Linked DNA regions of Homo sapiens: region 2 is linked to region 1. A link is an interaction called in ENCODE POLR2A ChIA-PET data of the cell type or tissue named here. Cell type or tissue: MCF 10A. All regions are shown on one strand.

Region 1 (5,000 bases):
AACTTCCTCTGCCTTTCCCCCAGCTTCCTGGGGAAAGAGAGACCAGCCTGGGTTTCCCTCTCTCCTCTGCTTACAGTTCCCTAAGTCCAGTTGAAGGAGATCAGGCTGAGCAGGGAAGGAAGGGCCTAGGCTGCCCAGAGCCTGAGTCACCACATAGTTGAGGTTCCTGTCACTCGAAGTCCCGCCTCTGTTACACTCCGTGCCCTGTGCCCGCCCCAGGACTTGGATCGCTACATCTGACCCTGGCCCCAGGGCTGGCTCCACTTCCACGCTCCTTACCAAGCTACCCTTACCAAGCTACGGGTGCAGGAAGCCTTTAGATGCCTCGCTCTCCCTGCCCCTCCACACTTGGTATGCTGTGTCCACCACCCTTATCCCTCAGCATTTGAGGGCAGCATCCTCCTGCTCAGCTTTGGAGCAGAAGTGACTCAGTGAGTGACTGCAAGGATTGTGGAAAAGCTCGGATGCACCCTTGATAAGTCACTTCAACTCTCTGGGCTCCAGTTTCCCCACTGGTAAAATAACGGGTTATTAGAGACGGTCTCTGGCAGTCCCTGCAAGAGGTACATTCTGTATGTCTGAGTCAAAGAGATGGGTAATTACTATTGAAGAGTGGGATAAAAGGGGCGTGTTTGCTAACCCCTGTCCTAACAGTAAGAGTGGGTAGGGTAGGGCAGGGCTGGGCACAGGACCTGCCACCATAGGGCAGCCAACACCCTAGGCATCTTGGTGACTCAGGTCCCACATGGAAGAAGAGCCGGAAAGCACCCCTTGGGTCCCCTGTGAGTCAGGGGAAATGCGGATCTCCCTGAAGGATGACTGCCTGGGTTCCCGCTATAACCAACTATCCTTCCACCTTGAAAGTCTCCCAGGATGGGTACCGTAAGCTCATCATTCCACCTCCCTGGCCTGCTCAGCAGCTTCCACCCCTCCTGCCTGACCTTGGCAGCCCTTCTTCCCTCAGCCCTGAACTCTAGAGCCCTCCTTACCCTCTGACAGCTCCCCCTGCCCTACCACATTCCCTCCTTCACCCCTTGGCTCTGCCCATCTTCACCATCCACCCCATCCCAGCAGAGCCCGCCAGATGATTGCAAAAGGGCTGAGCCAGCAGAGAGGCCTTCACATGACAGCTGTTCCTGCTGCAGAGGGGAGGGGGCAGCTGGGAGTGGAGGCACATTCCATGGGAGATCCTATCAGAAATAGCCCCAAACCCTAACTGACCATCTGCCCCAATGATCTGCACATCGCCCATTCAATAGGCTTGCCTCAAAATCCTGAGGAAATCAAGAAAACAAAGAGGGGTGGAGAAGGGAGGGGCCTAGGGGAGTGAAGAGAGCCCAGGAACATTGAGACGGGGTCGCCAGGACATCACCACTGAGCCAGTACCACCAGCCCAAGGTATTCTCCCTCTAATGGGAGATGCAACTGATGGCAGTGCTGCCCTCCAGCACCCCCCACCATACCCTACTCCACCCATCCCTTGGGTGCTGAGGCACTGGGACACCCCAGTAATTCCCCTGGAGTAAAACAACAGCCTGCTCTGGGAGCCATGCCAGCCTGACTGGAGCAAACAGACAGGAACAGGTGGCAGTTTCTGTAACCTTTCAGGAGCACCAATGTGAGCTCCACAGCACTAGAGGAAGAGAACGGGGTGGGAACCCCAGAATCACATTCAAACATACAGGAGCAGGCCAGGCACGGTGGCTCACGCCTGTAATCCCAGCACTTTGGGAGGCCAAGGCGGGTGGATTACCTGAGGTCAGGAGTTCGAGTCCAGCCTGGCTAACATGGTGAAACCCCATCTCTGCTAAAAATACAAAAAAAAATTAACAGGCATGGTGGCACACACCTGTAATCCCAGCTACTTGGGAGGCTGAGGTGGGAGAATTGCCTGAGCCCGGGAGACAGAGGCTGCAGTGAGCCGAGATCATGCCACTGCCCCTCCAGCCTGGCCAACAAAGAGAGACTCTGTCTCGAAAAAAAAAAACAAAAACACAGGAACACAGCAAGTGGGGAAAGTCAGTGCCCTGCAGTGCCCTATAGGTACACTGGTTGGAGGAGCTGGGGAAGCTACAGCACCCAGAAAAATCCATTTGATGTGTGGAGGGAAAGTTCTGAGTTGACAACAAAGAGTGCCCGTTGCCATGAAAACCACAGTATTAATTTCAGAAATGACTGGGTGGAGCCTCCAAAGCACTTCATTCCCCTCCCTTCAACATTCTAGGCTTCCCCCACCTTTCAAAAGGGGAAGTGGCACATTTGGGGCATGTGGGCAGCTGGTGGGATGGGTCCGACCCAGTGAGAGCAGCAGCTGTCCAGCTCCAGCTCAAAGCAGGGCACGAAAAAAAGGAAACAATATAAGTCTTTCTTGGAAGAACTTTAAAGGTTTTTAACTTTTTAATAAGTGACTTAAGCAGAAGTGCCAAAAAAGCTAAGATAAATAGCTGCTTATAACCAGTATCTACTGGTTTATCTACAAACTAACCAAGTCTCTCTCAGCCCCTCCCATTCACACTCCAGGCTCTGTAAAGATTTTATCTGAGTCAACTGCAGCCCTGAGCCCCGACCCCTTCTCCAGTTTCTCTCACCCTCCCTCTGTGGAGGTTCTGAGATTTTGCCCAGTAAGTGGATAAAAGAGCCTCCCCCTTCCCTCATTCTACCCTAGTTTTCTAAGATCATGCCCTGCCCTCAGCCCCTGATCCATTCAAACACCCCCTTCCCTTTCTGCTCCTCACCCCAGTCTCTGTGCCATGTGCTGGACCATGGAGTCGGGTCGCCAGCTCTATGTGGTGTTTGGGTGGCATGAGACTCCCTAGCACCAAGAGAAAACTGCCCAGCAACCACAGACATCCACAGGCGCAGGCTCTGATTGGCTGCCCACAGCAAAAGCAAGGAAAAGGAAGGATCCAGCAAGCCATGGAGAGCCCAGCGGGGATGGGAAGGGCAAGAGCCCTTGCTGCAGTGACTCAGGCCTCCCTGGGGCAGGGCGGGGGACAGAAAGAACTCCAGATGTGCTTCCCCTTTCCTGCCTCACATCTGCCGTTAGAAACTTCCACTGTTAACCTCTCCCCTACCCACCACAGCAGAGAAGCCCTTGCATCCCACCCCCATCTAGAGGCCAACGGCCCAGCCTTCCTGGGGCCACAACCCTCTCGTCTTGAGGCTCCTCCTCCTGCTTGTGGGTACTGGCCCTAGCCCAAGTGCAAGCACTGCTTCAAACAACAACCTGGCCACCCTTACTCTGCACCGCGTGGCGAGGGCTGGAGGCAGGATGTGCAGATGACTCACTCTTCCTGCAGGCAGAGGAAGGCTGAGGTAGGGGTCTCTGCCCCAGCGCAGACCACCTAGTCCATGTGGGCTGCCAGGCCCGCTGCTGCCCATGGCCCACCCAGAACCCCCGACCCACTTCACAGTTGGGCTTCCCTCCTGAGCCTTTCAAGCAGCCCTCTAAAACCTAAACTACTCTTCCAACTTGGTCCCTCCTGCCTGAGGCTTCAGCCACAGGAGGTTACGGTAAGCAAACACCAGGAAGGTGGTGAAGGTCCCACAACCACAGAAGGAGGTGTGATTTGAAACAGAATTTGGGAAGAGTCTGACAGCTTCAGTGAGGCCCCAGCAACAAGCTAAAAGGCACGCCCCAAGCCTGCATCTAGCACTTTCAGTTGCAATCATGGCAAGCACTACTAAGGCCTCCAACTCCTGGCCTCAGCCATCCCCCCACCCAAGTAGCCAAGACTACAGGAACATGTCAATGCACCAGCTGCACCTAGCATTTTCAGATCCTAGCTAACAAGAGCTCAGGAGGCTCAGAAGAAAGGTTATCAAGTTTGGACCCAGCTCAAGATGAGCAGCCAGGGAGCAGTCTGAGCAAGCATCAGCCCATCTCCACCCATATGGATTCTAAACCACAACTCTTTTCTGCCCACTCCAACTGCAGGTCAAAGTGCTCAGCTGCAGATGACAGCCCTATCCCCTCCCAACTACCAGCCCATTGTATGTACCTGGTTTCCCCATCCAAGCCAAGAGCCCTCTTCTGTGCCTGGACTAAGAAACAGAATGAAAAAACCACACAGAAAATCATAAGCTGGGGACCAAAGGCAGTCAACCGTTTCTGCATATGCCTCAAAATGTGACTCAATCTAGAGGTTTCCAGTTTCACCTGAGCTGTTAAATTTACAGGAAGATCTTAAATGATCTTCGGAAAAGACAGAAGAGCAAGAAAATCTGAAAAGGATATTAATAAAAATTAAGCTCAAAGGGGAAAAAATAGTAACCTTTGGCCTGAGCAGGATATTAGCTGACAATTACAACTACTCTACCTTCTAGGAGGCAGCAGGGTGTGGACACAGGCTTCAAAGTGACACCCACTGGGCGTGGTGGCTCACGCCTGTAATCCAAACACTTTGGGAGGCCAAGGTGGGCAAATCATGAGGTCAGGAGTTCGAGACCAGCCTGGCCAACATGATAAAACCCCGTCTCTACTGAAAATACAAAAATTAGCTGGGCATGGTGCACGTGCCTGTAATCCCAGCTACTCAGGAGGCTGAGGCAGGAGAACTGCTTGAACCAGAACTCAGGAGGTGGAGGTTGTGGTGAGCCGAGATCACACCATTGCACTCCAGCCTGGGCAACAAGAGTGAAACTGTCTCAAAAAAAAAAAAAAAAGTCACACCCAAGTGAGGCGTGATGGCATGCACCTATAATCCCACCTACTAAGGGGGCTGAGGTGGGAGGATCACTTGAGGCCAGGACTTCAAAACTGTAGCACGATTGGTGGCTCACGCCTGTAATCCCAGCGCTTTGGGAGGCCGAGGTGGGCGGATCACGAGGTCAGGAGATCGAGACCACGGTGAAACCCCGTCTCTACTAAAAATACAAAAAATTAGCCTAGCGCGGTGGCGGGTGCCTGTAGTCCCAGCTACTCAGGAGGCTGAGGCAGGAAAATGGCGTTAACCCGGGAGGCGGAGCTTGCAGTGGAGCCAAGATCGCACCACTGTACT
Region 2 (5,000 bases), 56 kb before region 1:
TGGGTGACAGAGGGGAGACTTCATCTCAAAAAAAAAAAAAGTAAACACTGGAAATGACTTAAAAGTCCATCAATAGAGGAATTGTCAAATATGCAATATATCTATGCTGCACAATATTTCACAATGAAAAGAACGAGGTAGGTCTGTTTTCACCTACATGGAACATCTCCAAAACGTTAAGAGGGGAAAAAGGAAACTGCAAAACAGCACAGTCCAATCTTATTTATGGTTTTATGGGTTTTGTTGTTGTGGTTGTTGTGTCGTTGCTAACCCACAAAACTCTAGGCTTCTATGTTAACATACAGACTTGTCCAAATGCATTGAGCAAAGTCTACAGGGCACATGCCAAGATGAAGCTAATGGTTATCACTAAGAAGGAGCACGCAAGTGTGTTTGGAACAAGGGGAATTTCTCTTGTATTGTTTTAATTTTTTACAAAATGAATGGCATACTAAGATTACACTAAATGTAATTATAATTACACTATATAGTGTAATTATAATTACACTATATGGTGTAATTAAAAATTGAATCTTTGGGGCCAGACATAGTGGCTCATGCCTATAATCCCAGTGCTTTAGAAGGCCAAGGTGGGAGGATCGCTTGAGGCCAGAAGTTTGAGAGCAGCACGTGAGCAACATAGTGAACCCAGACTCACTCTAAAAAAAAAAAAAAAAGAAATTTTTTTTTATTAGCTGGGCATGGAAGCTGTGCCTTTAGTAAGAGCTACTCAGAAAGCTGAGGTGGGAGGATCTCTTGAGTCCAGGAGTTCAAGGTTGCAGTGAGCTGTGATCATGCCAGTGCACTCCAGCCTGAGTGACAGAGCAAGGCCCTTCTCTAAAAAAAATAAAATAAAAACAAAAAACAAAATAAATAGATCTTTGGAAATGTTGGCTCTAAAAATTTCCACCTGTCCAACAGAATATTCATTAGGATTGAAAGTACTTTACCAGCTGTGATTACTTCAACAAGGGGAGGTTCATTATTCAACAAATATTTATTGAGCATCTACTGTGGGCCAGGCACTGTTCTAGACTCTGGGGATATATTAAAAATCCCTGCCTTCATGGAGCCTATATTCCAGCGGACTTTATGGCCTCTCTTCCGCCTCGCTTCTCCCACTTCCTTTGGTGGGAGTGGTCTCTGGAAGACAGGCATGGGCATGGGGAGATAAAATATGCCCGGAGGCAGGGGCATGACGTAGATGAACTCTGACCATGTCTTCTAGGCCTGGGAAAGAGGAAAAGATAGAAAGGGTTTAAGGCTTTAGTGCAGACCCATAGCATCCGACTGGCCTCTCACTAAACATCCTCTGTATCTGTTCAAACCTGCCAGGCGCAGTGGCTTATGCCTGTAATCCCAGCACTTTGGGAGGCCGAGGCGGGTGGATCACCTGAGGTCGGGAGTTCGAGACCAGCCTGACCAACATGGCGAAACCCAGTCTCTACTAAAAATACAAAAAAATTAACTGGGCATGGTATCGTGTGCCTGTAATCTCAGCTATTCGGGAGACTGAGGCAAGAGAATCGCTTGAACCCGGGAGGCGGAGGTTGTAGTGAGCCAAGATCGCACCACAGCACTCCAGCCTGGGCAACAGAGCAAGACTCCATCTCAAAAAAACAAAAAACCAGCCGCACAAGTTGAGCTGTCGGCAGCTGCGCAGCTCCTAGCCACTCCTCCATCTCCTGGAGACTGTGAACCAAGCCACAAAGGGGAAAGGGGTGTGGCCGAGTGCTGGTGGGGCTTAGGAGCTCCTGGCTCCTCTGGGATGCCAATGAGACTTCCCTTCTGGCATGAGGCCACGTAGAATGATGATGGCTGAGAGTGCAGCAGTAGGAGGACAGAGGATAGCTGGTAAAGGGAAAGTGAGTAAGTGGAAGGAAGTCCATGTAAGAGCTAACTGTGCTCCATCTGGGCCAAAATGGGGAGATCACATCTCCCTTCAGGCGTCATCTGACACCAGACCAAGGCTCAGCCAAGCTTTTCTGTGCTGGAAAGCCAGAAGCCAGGAAGGAGAGCCTGCTGCTCCTGGGTGCCCTCACTTTCCAGTCCTCTGCTCCTCTGTCCCCCACACCAGACTACCTGGCTCCAGCTTGCTTCTTGTCTAAGCTGAACAGAATAGAGAAGAGGGCAGGTGAAATGCCTCAAGACAGGCCTGGCATGAAAAAGTGGAACTTAGTTTGTGGCTTACCCAAGAGATTAAACATAGTCTAGTTGTATCCACGCAATTAAGATGGGAAGGTTAAGGATCCTGTATTCCAGATCAATCTGCACTCACAAAACGAGGACCGTAGTAAACGCAAAGGAATGACTCAATAGTAGCGAAATTCAGACATCCTTGACAAGCCAGTAGGGGAGATATTTCAGGCTAGGGCAGCCTCACCTGAGGCCTTCAAATCATACTATAAAGGTACCTGGCTGCCCCACCTGAGCCCAGCCTAGCCAGCTTCCCAGCTATGTCAGTTCACACAGGTGCTAGAAGGCTGGGGTAATCTGATTGGCCCAGAGAGTCATGTGTGCTACAGAACACTACCTTCGTTAACGATCAGAGTCAGGTTTGAACCTGTTCCTCCCAAACCTACGTGCTGTCCCTCAGAGAGCCCGATGATGACACACAGGGCGTGGTATGTGGCTCCGAACCTCCCCAGTGACTTAAAAAATCCAAGTGGGTTTTAAATTGCTGCTCCCAGTTGATCATACCAGAAATCGAGCTATAGAACCGCCTCAACATCATTTTTTTTCTCCCACTTTGAGCTAAGTGAACAAACTGGGAGATTTCTGCCTCACCACTTTACATAGTAAATAATCCTTTCATCTCCCCTTTGGCTGGGAAGAGCTTACTCTGTGTGGACAGGGAACCAGCAGAAGCCTCTATGTCAGCTGAGTTTTGAACAAGGCAGCGTTGAGCTGGGAATGCTCACTATCAAGTTTTTTCCCCCTTGACAACTGGATGTGGACATTGCTCAGACATACTGTATCACATTAAAACATACAATTCTGGCCAGGCACAGTGGCTCACATCTGTAATCCTAACACTTTGGGAGGCTGAGATGGGAGAATTGCTTGAACCCAAGAGTTCGAGACCAGCCTGGGCAACATAGTGAAACACCATCTCTACAAAAAAAAATCAAAAACACAAAACAAATTAGTCAGGCGTGGTGGCACTTGGGAGGTTGAGGTGGGAGGATTTCTTGAGCCCAGAAGGTGGAGTGGCAGATGGCACCACTGCTTTCCAGCCTGGGGGTCAGAGTGAGACCCCATCCAAAAAAAAAAAACAATTTTATCCCTGCCTTTCAAAGGGATTTCCAGTCTCAATGCCTCAAATTCTACATTCTAGAAGAACTTTGCCTGCCAGGCACGGTGGCTCACGCCTGTAATCCCAACACTTGGGGAGGCCAAAGTGGGTGGATCATGAGGTCAGGAGATTGAGACCATCCTGGCCAACGTGATGAAATTCCATCTCTACTAAAATACAAAAAATTAGCCAGGCAGGGTAGTGCATACTTGTAGTCCCAGCTACTCAGGAGGCTGAGGCAGGGGAATTGCTTGAACCCGGGAGGTGGAGGTTGCAGTGAGCCGAGATCGCGCCACTGCACTTCAGCCTGATGACAAAGCAAAACTCCATCTCAAAAAAATAAAATAAAAGAACTTTGTCAAACCCTGAGAGAAATAAATGCACTTGCCAAACCCCAGCATGATGTGAGCACTTTGCTCTCCAGATGCCACAAATACTCTACTGCGCTCACATGTCAATATATCACAGCCAAGTGCTGCCCAGCAAATACACAGGGCTTTGTCTCATTCTGCAGCGCTGGACGCTGGCCACGGAGCCACTGTTGCTGTGTCTGTCAGGCTCAAAGAGAGCGGTGGGGCAGGCAGGGGGCATGGGGCAGTTCGCTGCAAAGACAAAGCCAGCCCCGCATTGCTGCAGGTGGGAAACACAACCCTCCACATCCCAGCCAGGCTTTCCAGGTCAAAAAATTCTCTAGGAAGGAAGGGAAGGAGAACAAAAGAATAATCAAAAGCCACACTTCCTAGACTTAAGCAGTGAGAGACGTTTCAGATGCCAGCCACCCATTTCGGACCAAACTGGGCAGATTTGGGGTGTCTTCTCCTCTTCCACACCCGAGCACTCCTTCACTCCCTCTTCCTCAACTTCCTGCCCCAAGCAACACCCTTTTTGCCGTTCTTGCCACCCCACCTTTCTTGGGCTTCAGGTCCTCGACTTCAGAGTCTCCAAGCTTTTCCTCTGCCTCCTTTCCCACCCCAGCAGGGCAGTCCTGGGGGCTGGAATGGTGTCAATTTGAGAAGTTTGCCAGCCAACAGGGCACAGAATTTAGCTGAATTCACACTCAGCAGCTCAAGGAAAGCAGCCAAAGTGCAAAACTTCAGCAACCGTTTATTAGAGAATGTTTATTTTGTTTTGTTCTTTAACTTTTGTTTGTTTTTACCCTAAGTACAGGCTAAAACCTGAGAGATCAAGAAACTAAACAGTAATTGACAGAAGGAAAATTGGAGCACCAGTCGCTGAGGGGAAGTGTATGAAGTGATCGGTTAGTGATAAGATGGCTTATCAAGTTTCTGCCACGTGCCATGTGCCTGGCCGTGTGCTGGAGACATAATGATGGACAAGCATACTACTTCTCACTCACAGAGCTGACAGTCCGGAGCAAGAGGCAGACAGACAAGCCATTGGCCACTAATATTTTAATATGAATAGTGCTAAGAACAAAAAAGTACAGAGCAACATGAATGCGTGAGATAGCTGGGGAAGATGGGGAGTATCCAGGAAGGCTTCCAGGAGGAAATGACCTCTGAGCTGAAACCCAAAGGATGAGGAAGAAAAGCCTGCATGAAAGCCAGGTGCTGGAAAGAGAAGAGTATGTTAAAAGAGTACTGGGAAGAGCTGAGTGTGGCTGCAGAGGCCGGCTTGAGACTGCAGAGGCTGACAGTAGCTAAGTCAAAAGCAGAGACCACCAAGTGCTCCCTGGGCATTGGCT

The links. ChIA-PET counts read pairs that join two places held together with the same protein. Peaks named below come from ENCODE experiments on the same cell type or tissue, not always from the same donor. Only the 100,000 strongest peaks of a DNase experiment are listed, where the experiment ranks them.
Region 2: POLR2A ChIA-PET joins it to region 1 with 20 read pairs; 20 of 35 experiments call an interaction of 5 or more read pairs at or near these places.

The regions. Positions count from the first base shown.
Region 1 is chr11:62,553,453-62,558,452 of GRCh38, forward strand. No RefSeq gene overlaps it. Among named protein-coding and RNA genes, the nearest start is that of AHNAK, 9.1 kb to the left of the region's middle. RefSeq lists a silencer at 209-258 and enhancers at 2,553-3,358, 2,761-2,850, 2,861-2,920, 3,251-3,390, 3,359-4,162 and 2 more. In MCF 10A, no CTCF peak of the experiment used is centred here; DNase peaks (open chromatin) are centred at 119, 739, 2,929 and 3,179.
Region 2 is chr11:62,497,938-62,502,937 of GRCh38, forward strand. It overlaps a transcript of AHNAK not described here. Among named protein-coding and RNA genes, the nearest start is that of AHNAK, 46 kb to the right of the region's middle. In MCF 10A, no CTCF peak of the experiment used is centred here; DNase peaks (open chromatin) are centred at 1,794 and 2,544.